Linked DNA regions of Mus musculus: region 2 is linked to region 1. The links are chromatin loops, found by intact Hi-C in ENCODE. Cell type or tissue: left cerebral cortex. All regions are shown on one strand. Each heading gives the region's core, and the rest is flanking DNA. Links, peaks and the distances in the headings are about the cores only.

Region 1 (5,646 bases), core at 161-5,160:
CAATCCTCAGAGTATTAAAATATTGTGATATTACATTGTAATTTATTTCCTTTGCTGTCTTTATTTTCTATGAGGTGTTAAATAGAGGCTGGAGTGCTTCTACTCTTCTATCTTCAGTGTATTCCTAAGTGTTCTCAGCATTCAGGAAGTATTTACTGAGATTCATAAGAATACTGTGAACCATGATAGGTAATCATTGAATACCCTGATATAGCTGTCTCGAGTGAGGCTATGCCAGTACCTGGCAAATACAGAAATGGATGCTCACAGTCATCTATAGGATGGAACACAGGGCCACCAATGGAGGAGCTAGAGAAAGTACCTAAGGAGCTGAGGGGGTCTGCAACCCTATAGGTGGAAACACAATATGAACTAACCAGTACCCCCAGAGCTCATGTCTCTAGCTGCATATGTAGCAGAAGATGGCCTTGTCTGCCATCACTGGAAAGAGAGGCCCATTGGTTGTGCAAACTTTATATGCCCCAGTACAGGGGAATGCCAGGGCCAAGAAGTGGGAGTGAGTGGGTAGGGGAGCAGGGCTGGTGGAGGGTATAGGAAACTTTCGGGATAGCATTTGAAATGTAAACAAAGAAAATATCTAATAAAAAATGGAATACTTTCTATCACCAGACATCTCTGCATTTACTTTTCTTCACTGAGTCAGAGGTTCAGAAACAAAATAGTGTCATGTTTTTAAAAGACCTTAGGAAAAATCATATTGTTTTTTCCATAACTACACAGAGGACCCCCAGGTATTAACAAAGCTATCACTACAATCTTGTAAATACCACCACTCCTGCCACAAGCAGAATCACCATGTCTATAGCTAGCTCCAAATTGGGATAATATTTCACTCCAATTATTTCAATGTTTTCAATGACCCATACAGACTTTCAGACACTGCCTGAAACTCAGTTAACATTTAACAACTGATTTTTCTGATTATTTCTGTAATTGTGACTACTAAGTAAAATCAGGGTGACTATTGTTGTTAAAACACCCACTAGGTCTCCACATTGATTATGGTTCAGAGATAGATGGGGTCTACCAAATACATTCTTATTAAAATATCAATGCATCAAGGTCACCATTGTCACACAGCAGAAGTGGAAACAGAGGAGCAGAGATTTTGCTATTGCTCTTCCTCTTTGCTTATTCATTGGCATTTTCAGGATGCTCACAGACCACATGGTATGTTTCCCTCAGATGCATAGCACTCCCTCCTTGGAAGAATACTATGATGACATAGGCAAACAATACAGTTAACGATTCTAAAGAATCCAATTTTCACTCAATTATGAAGTCATTAAAAGTTTTCAGAATGAAAAAAAAATCCTAAGGTTTATTGTCACTGTTTGAGTGGATATCCTTAAAATACCATCCTTCACAGAGAGTTTTATTCCCCGACAGTACACAACGAGCTGGAAAGAGCAAGTGTGCTGGATGCAAAACTGTCTGCTCCAATTGTTATGCACAGGGCTGCCTGTGCATTGCTTCCTTATGACTAGTTACCACCATGACTGGGTTAATTATGTAGCTTCCCTGCTCAAGTTACACTGTTTAAATGTCACCTAGAAATTAGAAATCAATTTCATCCTAGGATCTCTTCCGAGAGTGTCTGCTTGAAACATATAGATACTCAGAGAACAAAATTTTAGGACCCACAAAAGCCAGACCTCATTTCTCCTGAAGGGACGTGATAAAAATACTAAAAGTTCAGACAGAAACACTTTTGGCCTAGATTACCATTATTTAAGATCCAGTGACAGACACTTTTCTAAAAATACCAGTGTGCAGAAAGTTATGAAGTCTGAAGTCACACAGTTTTGATTGTTTTCTTGATCTATTAAACCTGGCACCATTCAATGATGAACAAGGCTGTGGTGTAGTATAGAAGGTAACTGATTTCAAGACCTAGATGGTCGAACAGATTGCCAGAAAGGATTAATGACAAGCATCACACAGAAACAATATTAACATTGCCTACTTCCCTTACACTTCCATGTAAATTTTAGTAGATCTTTGGTTCCGGAATGAAGGACTAAATGTCAAATATACTATATTCTTGGTCTATGTTATCACTCAGAACAGTTGCTTTAGCAGTGCCTGCTGTTAGATATTGTGAAGTTTTTTTAAGAGCACCTGTGGGTGACTTGGATCCCTGCTATTTTATTATGATGATTTTCTACGTTGTAAGTAGATTGCTTCTCCATTAAATAATGTGAAGATATTTCTTTCCATTTTCTTGTTTCTTTTCCTTCCTTCCTTCCTTCCTTCCTTCCTTCCTTCCTTCCTTCCTTCCTTCCTTCCTTCCTTCCTTCCTTCTTTTCTTTCTTCCTTTCTTTCTGTGAATCTAGAGATTAAACCCAAGGTCTTTAATATACTAGGCCAGTGCTTTAGCACTGAGCTGAATTCCTTTGTCTGTGACCTTTTAAAACCTGTACCAGATCTTTAAAAGAAGATTTTAAACCCATCAATATTTTACAAGTTTGCATTATGTGAAAGGAAAGGCCCATTATTTTCTGTGGGAGTTTTTCCCCTCTTTGGTATCCCTGCAAACAACATACTGGACAAAATTCCTCTTCACTCTCAATGCTTGACAGATAGGGTGGGAGGAAATCATGGGCAACCTGTGCAGGCAGTGGGAAGGGTCATAGTTGCTGGAATCCTCCTCCACGTAATTGATTCGCCACGCAATTGTGCACATTTGGAAATATGTGGGACCCAACGCAGAAAGCTGGGGGAGCCACTCTCTACCCATGACTCAGAGCTCTGAAGGCAGCACAGCTTCACGATGTTGAAGAGAAAAAAGTACTTTGATTTGAAATGGAGAAAGCAGAGGTGTGTGTGGGGGTGGGGGAGGGGTGGAGGGAGAAGATCTTATAATGAAAAGGGCACAATCTGGAAACACAGCCCGGTTTGTGGAATGTTGGATGGCAGTTAATCTCTGTACTAGCCGGAAGTGACTATGGGAAAGCAACCAGTGCACGAGCAACAAGCCCCTGACAGAATCCAAGGCTTTCTAAGCGGAGCTCTAGAATCACTCTCTCCTCCACACTTGTTATATTTATAAACCATCTCAGGAGGCCAAGTGAGTCAGCGACTACACATTTAAAATATCCAGAACACACTACACCAGCAGCCTAAAATTGGCAATTTCTGAAGTATTTGTTTTAAATACAGCATGGCACGAATCGTTTATTCAACAGTCTTATTTGGTATTCATGTAGTTTCCTGTATCATTACTAACAGAATGTTGATGAATGTAAACCTTTTACTCAGAAAGCACAGGAAAAATAATTTCTAACTCCGTCTGAGTCCTTACAAAATTGATCATATTTATCCCAGACATCAAATATCAAATTTGTACTTGATATTACCATTCTTTATTGTTCTGTTATTGTAAACATTATGTATAACGGAAATAAAGATCTGAATGTGTACTGACTATGGTCATATACTAAGAATTAACCATGAATACCCAATTTCACAGCCAACTTCTTGGTCTCTGGCTCTTCAAATCTTTCCACCCCTACTTCCTGGAAGTTCCCTAAGCTTTAGGCTCAAGACTTGAGTTGTACACGTATCCAATGGTACAAATCTCACCACTATCAGTTAGTTTCCCCAATTTTAGAAGCTGTGACTTCCTGTAATCGTCTTTGTTGAACACAAAGAAAAGTTTCTCTGATAGAGTTGAGAACTTCGCTTATCTCTGATCGTAAGGGTAAGTATTTAGGATGGATACTATAGAATAATGCTGGTTTAGTAAAGTGGCTGTAGTGTGCTCTCCTGTAAGATCTATGACCCTAATAACCATAGGTAGTTGGGTGGGTTTCTAGTACCACACATGCTGGGAGCTAGAGATTAGTCTTTCTTGTGAAAAGACCCCTAATTGGTTATCCAATATCAAGTGGTCAGCCCTGAACCATATGCATATAAGCAACACTAAATTGACTCAACTGATTATATAGTCAATACATACATACATACATACATACATACATACAGACATACATACAGACATACATACAGACATACATACATACATATATAATGGAGTAAATGATATAACTATATTCTAATTTAAAAGATTAATTGACCATGGTAAATTCTTTACTCTTCAAAGCTCAAATGTGTATAGATTCTCTGCAAACATGACATTGAGCAGAGTGGGAAGCCAGGGAAATCAAAAAGAAAGGTAGGACTACATTACTCAGTAGTTGCCATTGGTTCAAATGTCAAGAGTTTGACATCAGGTAATTTATTTTAGGTATATTTGAGTACAGTGCAATGTTGAAGGAAAGTTTCCTGGTGATAATTAACTCATCCCATGTGCACAACAAAGCTTAAGACCTGTCTACATCAAACTCTTATAAGTACCAGTAACATCTTCCATAAAGGTAGGTTCTATTGATTGACTGAAGAGGCAGGTTCAAGTTAAACAACCATCCTGATAAGGATCTCAATAGGATGGTGCTGTAGACCCACTGAGGAAAACAGGATAATTATAAAGGTCTGGAGAGCAGGTAAGGTCTGGACATACAAATAGCACAGAGGTCACCAGGATATTAATTACTCTCTTCTGAGCCTTTTGGGTAGAAAACAGGTTAAACCCTTGAGTGTTTAACATTCCAGGTTTTCCTCATGCCTATTACCTACAGACTTCTAAACAAATGTAGTGGTATGTATAACTTCCTAAAACCCTACTGTGAATATTCATTACCCCCATATGTGTGTGTTTGCACATAGTGTGAATGTGTTGTGTATATGTGTTTGCACGTATATGAACACGTGTGTGAGCATGCATGTATAAGTATGCATTTGGAGGCCTGAAACTGAAGTCAAGTGTCATTCTCTAAGCTCTCCTCCTTTCCTTCTTCAGAGAGTCTCTCACTGAGGCTAGAGCTCTCCTAGTTTTGGCTGCTCTAGCTCGCTACCTTTCCCAGGCTATCTCCTGTCTCTACTTCTCTGGCATTCAGACTACACGTGGCTGGCGCATCTGCCTAGCTTCTAATGTGGGTTCTGGGGATTCGTACTCACTCTGGTTCCCATGCTCATATAGTAAGCAATTTACACAAACAACCATCCCTCAGCCCCCGAGGAACTGTTGTGTGTCAAGCACACAACTTGCAGGCAATGCTAGGAAATTGTGGCATCATCTCTGCTCCTTGAGGACTCACTGCTCTTTGAAAACAGTAGCAGGCTCCTTGACAAAACTGACCCATGATTACGTTGTTTATTGAAAATTATTTTAGTAATGAGGTCAGTAATTTATCTATCACTACAGTTTATCCTAGGGTACATCTAGATTTTTACTATTTACTAATATTAACTGTATCAGGTATTCTTATTGTAAGAACTATGTAAAAATTTTGATCCATAAGCTGATTTCCTTTTCTGCCTGGATGTGCTATATCTTCTACCTAGATTATTCCCCATTTTATACATTTCTCATTTTTTTCTCTAAATCTCATGAATGCAAAGGTGATTGAAGAATCCTTACTGTCTAGTTTTGTAGGGACCGATATACCTCTATCTCAGAAATCACATGGTATATAGGAGAGCAGCTATCTCACCTGTCCTCTTGATAAAATAGACTTACTGGAGGAAACAACTCCTGTTTGCTTGTGTCTCCAGGAATAACAA
Region 2 (5,646 bases), core at 379-5,378, 74 kb after region 1:
TTAAATCAGAAACATTTTCATCTCATTGCAAAGAGTGTAGAGCATAAGAAAGAAACTGAAGAACTGCTATTACCTGTATCCAATTTAATAGCAGCTCTTTGTTGACTGGCTGCTGAATCAGCAAAGAGGGAGCAGGTTATCTACTTTCGTCAGACTTAGGCCTGACACAGCTTTTTTTGTGTGTTCTACATGCTATCATTTCCATTAAGGGAATTATGTCTTAGACTGCTTACATGATTTACCCCAAATGACATAGGAGGCAGCCTTAGTCAGTCCAACTCCAGTTTCGCTGACCAAAATGTGCTTGGATTTAACCACTGCATTTATACAGTGACAGGAAATGAAACTGAAAGGTAACAGACAACTCTGGCTTATTCAATACTTTCCATCTATTCGGGAATTACTATACATACAAATGCAGTGTATTAGATACTTTCCATCTATACTGCAATTACTATGATGATGGCATAAAATGTAGGTCTGTACCATATAGTAACTTGTTTCATCCCAAAGGATATTTTCTCATCAGTTACTTTTAGTTTTAAATGTCCATTACATTCACTTATGGGAGGTAGGGTGGAAGCATGTAATTGTATGCATGCCGAAGAGAACTTCTACCAGATAGTTCTGAAGCAGACTCCTAATGAAGCATCTCTCAGATCCTCTGCTTTTTTTGTACAGTTTACTTGGCCCCTTTACCTCTGTCACCTAAGACTGTAAATTCCATCCATCCAATTTAAGTTGAGCTCAGAGGCGATTATCACCTTTTTATGCCTTCCATTATCTACATTTAACTTTTCTCTTGATATCACATATCTTTATTTTAATTTTGGCTCTATTATCTCCTCTACAAGATTCCTGAGGCTTTACATACCCATATCATAGCTGTGTCTTCTCTGTGATAACTCTTCCAGTATGTTTGTTACTGCCAATAACTCAAGAGTAGAAAAAAGGCATTTAAATACCCTCTGTATTGATCATTCTATGAGAATGTGAATGTGAAACAAATAGAGAGGAAAACTGCAAAAAATTATTCAGCAATATAGAAATAAATTATGTAAAAACATTATGTATTTACATATCAGTTAAAGGTGTCTAGAAATTTTATATATTTACCACAGTAGGACTTCCAACTTTAGGTATCTATTTGTGTAAAATTATATGAGTAAAAATCACTCTTCAGAAACTACCATGTGACAGACTTATTGTACTACAAAATCACTGTACTGTCTGAGAAACAGACTGATTGTCATAACGTATGAATGTTCAAGTCTGACTGGCTTCTGTCTAAGATAATCTAAGGGCACATCTAATCTTGAGACATTTCAACAGGACCCTAATGTGCAGAGATTGTGCTAGAAACAGTAATCTAATAACAAAAGTCCCAAACCCATTGTATTTACAGGTTTGTGTTCAGCCACACCCATGCAGTCCTAGGCTTCATATGCTACATGTGCTCGCTATGTTTTTGATATGACTCTGAATAGTTTGGTTCTCTTGTCATATCTTATGCTTAAATTAAAAAAAGAAATGGGTTACAGAACTAAACAAAGAATTCTCAACTAAGGAATACCGAATGGCTGAGAAACACCTGAAAAAATGTTCAACATCCTTAATCATCAGGGAAATGCAAATCAAAACAACCCTGAGATTCCATCTCACACCAGTCAGAATAACTAAGATCAAAAGTTCAGGTGACAGCAGATGCTGGCGAGGATATGGAGAAAGTGGAACACTCACTCCTCCATTGCTGGTGGGATTGCAAGCTGGTACAACCACTCTGGAAATCAGTCTGGCAGTTCCTCAGAAAATTGGACATAGTACTACTGGAAGATCCAGCTATATGTCTTCTGGGCATATACCCAGAAGATGTTCAATTTATAATAAGGACACATGCTTCACTATGTTCATAGCAGCCTTATTTATAATAGCCAGAAGCTGGAAAGAACCCAGATGTCCCTCAACAGAGGAATGGATATAGAAAATGTGGTACACTTACACAATGGAGTACTCAGCAATTAAAAACAATGAATTTATGAAATTCTTAGGCAAGTGGATGGATCTGGAGGATATCATCCTGAATGAGGTAACCCAATCACAAAAGAACACACATGATTTGTACTCACTGATAAGTGGATATTAACCCAGAAACTTAGAATATCCAAGATATAATTTGCAAAACACATGAAACTCAAGAAGAAGGAAGACTAAAGTGTGGATACTTTGTTCCTTCTTAGAATGGGGAACAAAATACCCATGGAAGGAGTTACATCAATGGGAGGAGAGGCTCTTGGTCTTGCAAAGATCATAAGCCCCAGTACAGGGGAATGCTACCCTCACCACAATATACTGATATTAGCAAAGGCATTTCTAACTGTCCTTGAACAGGCTGCATGAAATAAGCCAAGTTTAGAAAGATAAATTTCACAGTTTTATTTTCATATAGAATTCAAAAAAAGTTAACTTGTACAGATAGCTGTTTCCTCTTCCTTTGCTGGCTTCCCCTCTCCACAATCCATCCTTTTTATAAACCTATCCTGGTACATATTGCATGTTCATCTTCACCACCAGACTAGGATCCTGCTTTTAGCCTCAGCAAACAGCATCATGTTCAGCACACAGCACGTGTGGGTGTTCACAGATGAATTCATGAATGTGGGCTTACGTAAAATTCTCAGATCTGGAGACTCACTGAGATGTTAAAAAAGAACAAGCCTTCTTCCCCTTCTTACTTCTTGCTCTTTTAAACAAGCTTTTAATGTAGTGTATTGTGCAAAACAACTTACTTTTTTTCATAATTACTTCTAATGTTTCATGATTAAAATCTTTTGAAAATTTTGCCTATGTACATGCATACACAGACACAATGCATGCACACACATGTGTGTGTATGTATATAAAATATGTGTGAATATGCCCATTATAAACTTCCCAGTAATGGGAATTGCCATAATTATAGATTCTCAATGCAAAAAACTAACAGCAACAAAACCCAGTTTATTTCTCCTAACTTCCACCAGATATACTCTTTCATGTTGAATTTAGACTGAAATCAAAACAAAACAAAACAAAACAAAAAGACATTTTGTCAGCATGTCAATTGAAAACCACCTTTCTTTGTTGCCATAGGGAAAATGCACAGGTTCTATGAACTGAGCTTGGATCACAAGTCACATTTACCACTGTGGTATCTTCCAAGATCCTATACTACTTATTAAGCCACACCATCGTGTTGCTATAATACCTCATCACAACATAGTAAAGCATTCCCACATAGTGTGTCATGGCATAAACACCAAAAGCTACTGAAATTAAACAAAGAACTCCATCACCTAAAACGTACTGCCATCCATTATTTTCCCTGAAAAAAAATTAACAATGGTCTGTTGCAGCTAATACATATATATTTCCACAACAGAGCAGTCATGCTCTACACACTGTATACAAAATGAAATGATAATAAATTGTTCCCCAAATAAGTTTATGTGCTTCTAATATAATTCCATAAGCTTATACTGTCCATAGGATGAAGCCTCTGATGTACAAAATCTGACCCTTACAACATCTAAGGGTTTCTTTCTCCTCACTCTTCTTTCTGATTATCTAGCTCTCATCTTTACAGTATTCCCCAGAGACTCCACAACAGCCACAAAGTCTAGCTTTTTCCATACTGATTTTTCTATCTGAAATGTTCCTTTTCTATTCATTTGGAAAATTTTGACTTATTGTTCAGAGTATAAACAGAACATTTTTCTCAATTGTATTGCCAATGCAGTTATTTTTATTAAATGTTCTCTATGCCCCCATGGGCATTCTGTTTATGGCCCCATGATTAATCCATGTGATTGCTATATCACATGTGACCTCAAATAGACCAAATGGCTAGTGAAGATACACTACCATCTTCTTATCCTTGGAGTGTATCACTCATAAACATTATACAGTTACTACAACACACAACAGAAAAATATTAAAGAAGGCAAAGAAAGGCAGAGATGGAAGCCTGGTCTGGGTCTTAAGACCAATGGTTCAGTCATTGCTATGAATGCTCTGATCATTCTGCCTCCCTCCCTCATAGAGAGATGTGATGATGCTAGGAAATGAAGACACAGAGAACCAAGGAAGTAAAAATGCTTCTGCTCATAAATAGATCCTAGCATTCAATATTCTGACACTTAGCATCCAAATAGTATTGAGTGTGTCCAGTAGAACTGAATGATTTATATGCAGACAATTAGGAAGAGTTCATCAAGAACTTCAGAAGATAAAAACTGGGCCTAGTGATGCCTGACAGAACTCTGGCACTTTATCTCATCAGTCTCCTTGGTTTGCCACAAAATGTGTTTGCCTGAGTTCTTGCCACAAATGTTCTTATCAAGAAAGGCATGCTTTAACACAAAGCGAAGATTATGCTGTGATGTGAGCACAAAAGAATAAAGGCATGTAAAAATGTTCATGTGATTAAGAAGCTAACCACTAAAAAAAAAAAAACAAACAAACAAAATCAATCAATCAATAAATAAATAAGAATTCAGACGGAGGAACCTTGAATAGCTGAGAAGCACCTAAAGAAATGTCCAAAGTCCTTAGTGATCAGAGAAACACAAATCAAAATGATCCTGAGATTCTACCTTACACCAATCAGAATGTCTAAGATCAAAATCTCATTTGACAGCACCTGTTGGGGAGGATGTGGAGAAAGAAGAACATGCCTCCATTGCTGGTAGGATTGCAAACTATTTCACCCACTTTGGAAATCAATCTGGAGGTTCCTCAGAAAATTGGAAATAGTGGTATTAAGACAATACCACTCTTGGGAACATACCCAAAAGATGCCCCACCATAGCACAGGTGCCCGTGTTCCACTATGTTCATAGCAGCCTTGCTTGTGCTAGCCAGAGTTGGAACTAACCCAGATGTCTCACAACAGAAGAATGGATACAGAAAATGTGGTTCATTTACACAATGGAATACTACTTAGCTATTACGAATGAGGACATCCTGAGTTTTCCAGGTAAATGGATGGAACTAGAAAATGTCATCTTGAGTGAGGTAACTCAGACCCAAAAGGAATAAGAGTGGATATTAGAAAAAAGAAAGAAAGAAAGAAAGAAAGAAAGAAAGAAAGAAAGAAAGAAAGAAAGAACAGACTACCAAAGATGCAGTCCATGGAACTCTTAAAGGTCAACAAGCTGAAGTGAGGACGCCTCATTGCCACTTAAGTGGGAGAAGAAAGCAATAACAAGTGGTGAGGGAGGGAGGGACCTGGGAGGGAAAGTGGATGGGTGTGGGGGAGGGGATGATGTGGTATTGGACAAGGAGAGGACTGAAGCTCTGAGGGCCAGCAGAAAGAATGGAAACAGGCAACCTCGGGAGGTGGGAGGTTGGGGAAACCCTCCAGAATGTACCAGAGACCTGGGAGGTGAAAGCCTTTTGGACATCAAACGAAGGAACTTTGAAGATGCCTTACAGTGGGGAAAAGGAACTTGTGGAGCCCATCTCCAGCAGAAGGTCAGGGCATCAAGTGAGGGAGGGGGTTGCCATTCCACAGTCAAAACTCTGACCCATAATTGTTCCTGTCTGAAAGAACTACAACAGGGATGGAAATGGAGAGGAGCCTGAGGAAAAGAAGTTCCAGCGACAGGC

Evidence for each region. Hi-C counts contacts between places; a loop is a spot of excess contacts. Peaks named below come from ENCODE experiments on the same cell type or tissue, not always from the same donor. Only the 100,000 strongest peaks of a DNase experiment are listed, where the experiment ranks them.
Region 2: it touches region 1 in a loop (2.6-fold over the local background); 2 of 42 quality-filtered maps call a loop at or near these places.

What each region holds. Positions count from the first base shown.
Region 1 is chr7:91,367,342-91,372,987 of GRCm38, reverse strand. All of the region lies in intron 1 of Dlg2 (discs large MAGUK scaffold protein 2), which reads right to left. Among named protein-coding and RNA genes, the nearest start is that of Gm24552, 130 kb to the right of the region's middle. In left cerebral cortex, for the core only: no CTCF peak of the experiment used is centred there; DNase peaks (open chromatin) are centred at 2,766 and 3,022; H3K27ac peaks cover 3,268 bases.
Region 2 is chr7:91,293,303-91,298,948 of GRCm38, reverse strand. The region is part of intron 1 of Dlg2 (discs large MAGUK scaffold protein 2); the gene reads right to left. Among named protein-coding and RNA genes, the nearest start is that of Gm24552, 53 kb to the right of the region's middle. In left cerebral cortex, for the core only: no CTCF peak of the experiment used is centred there; DNase peaks (open chromatin) are centred at 1,816, 1,938 and 2,607; H3K27ac peaks cover 1,856 bases.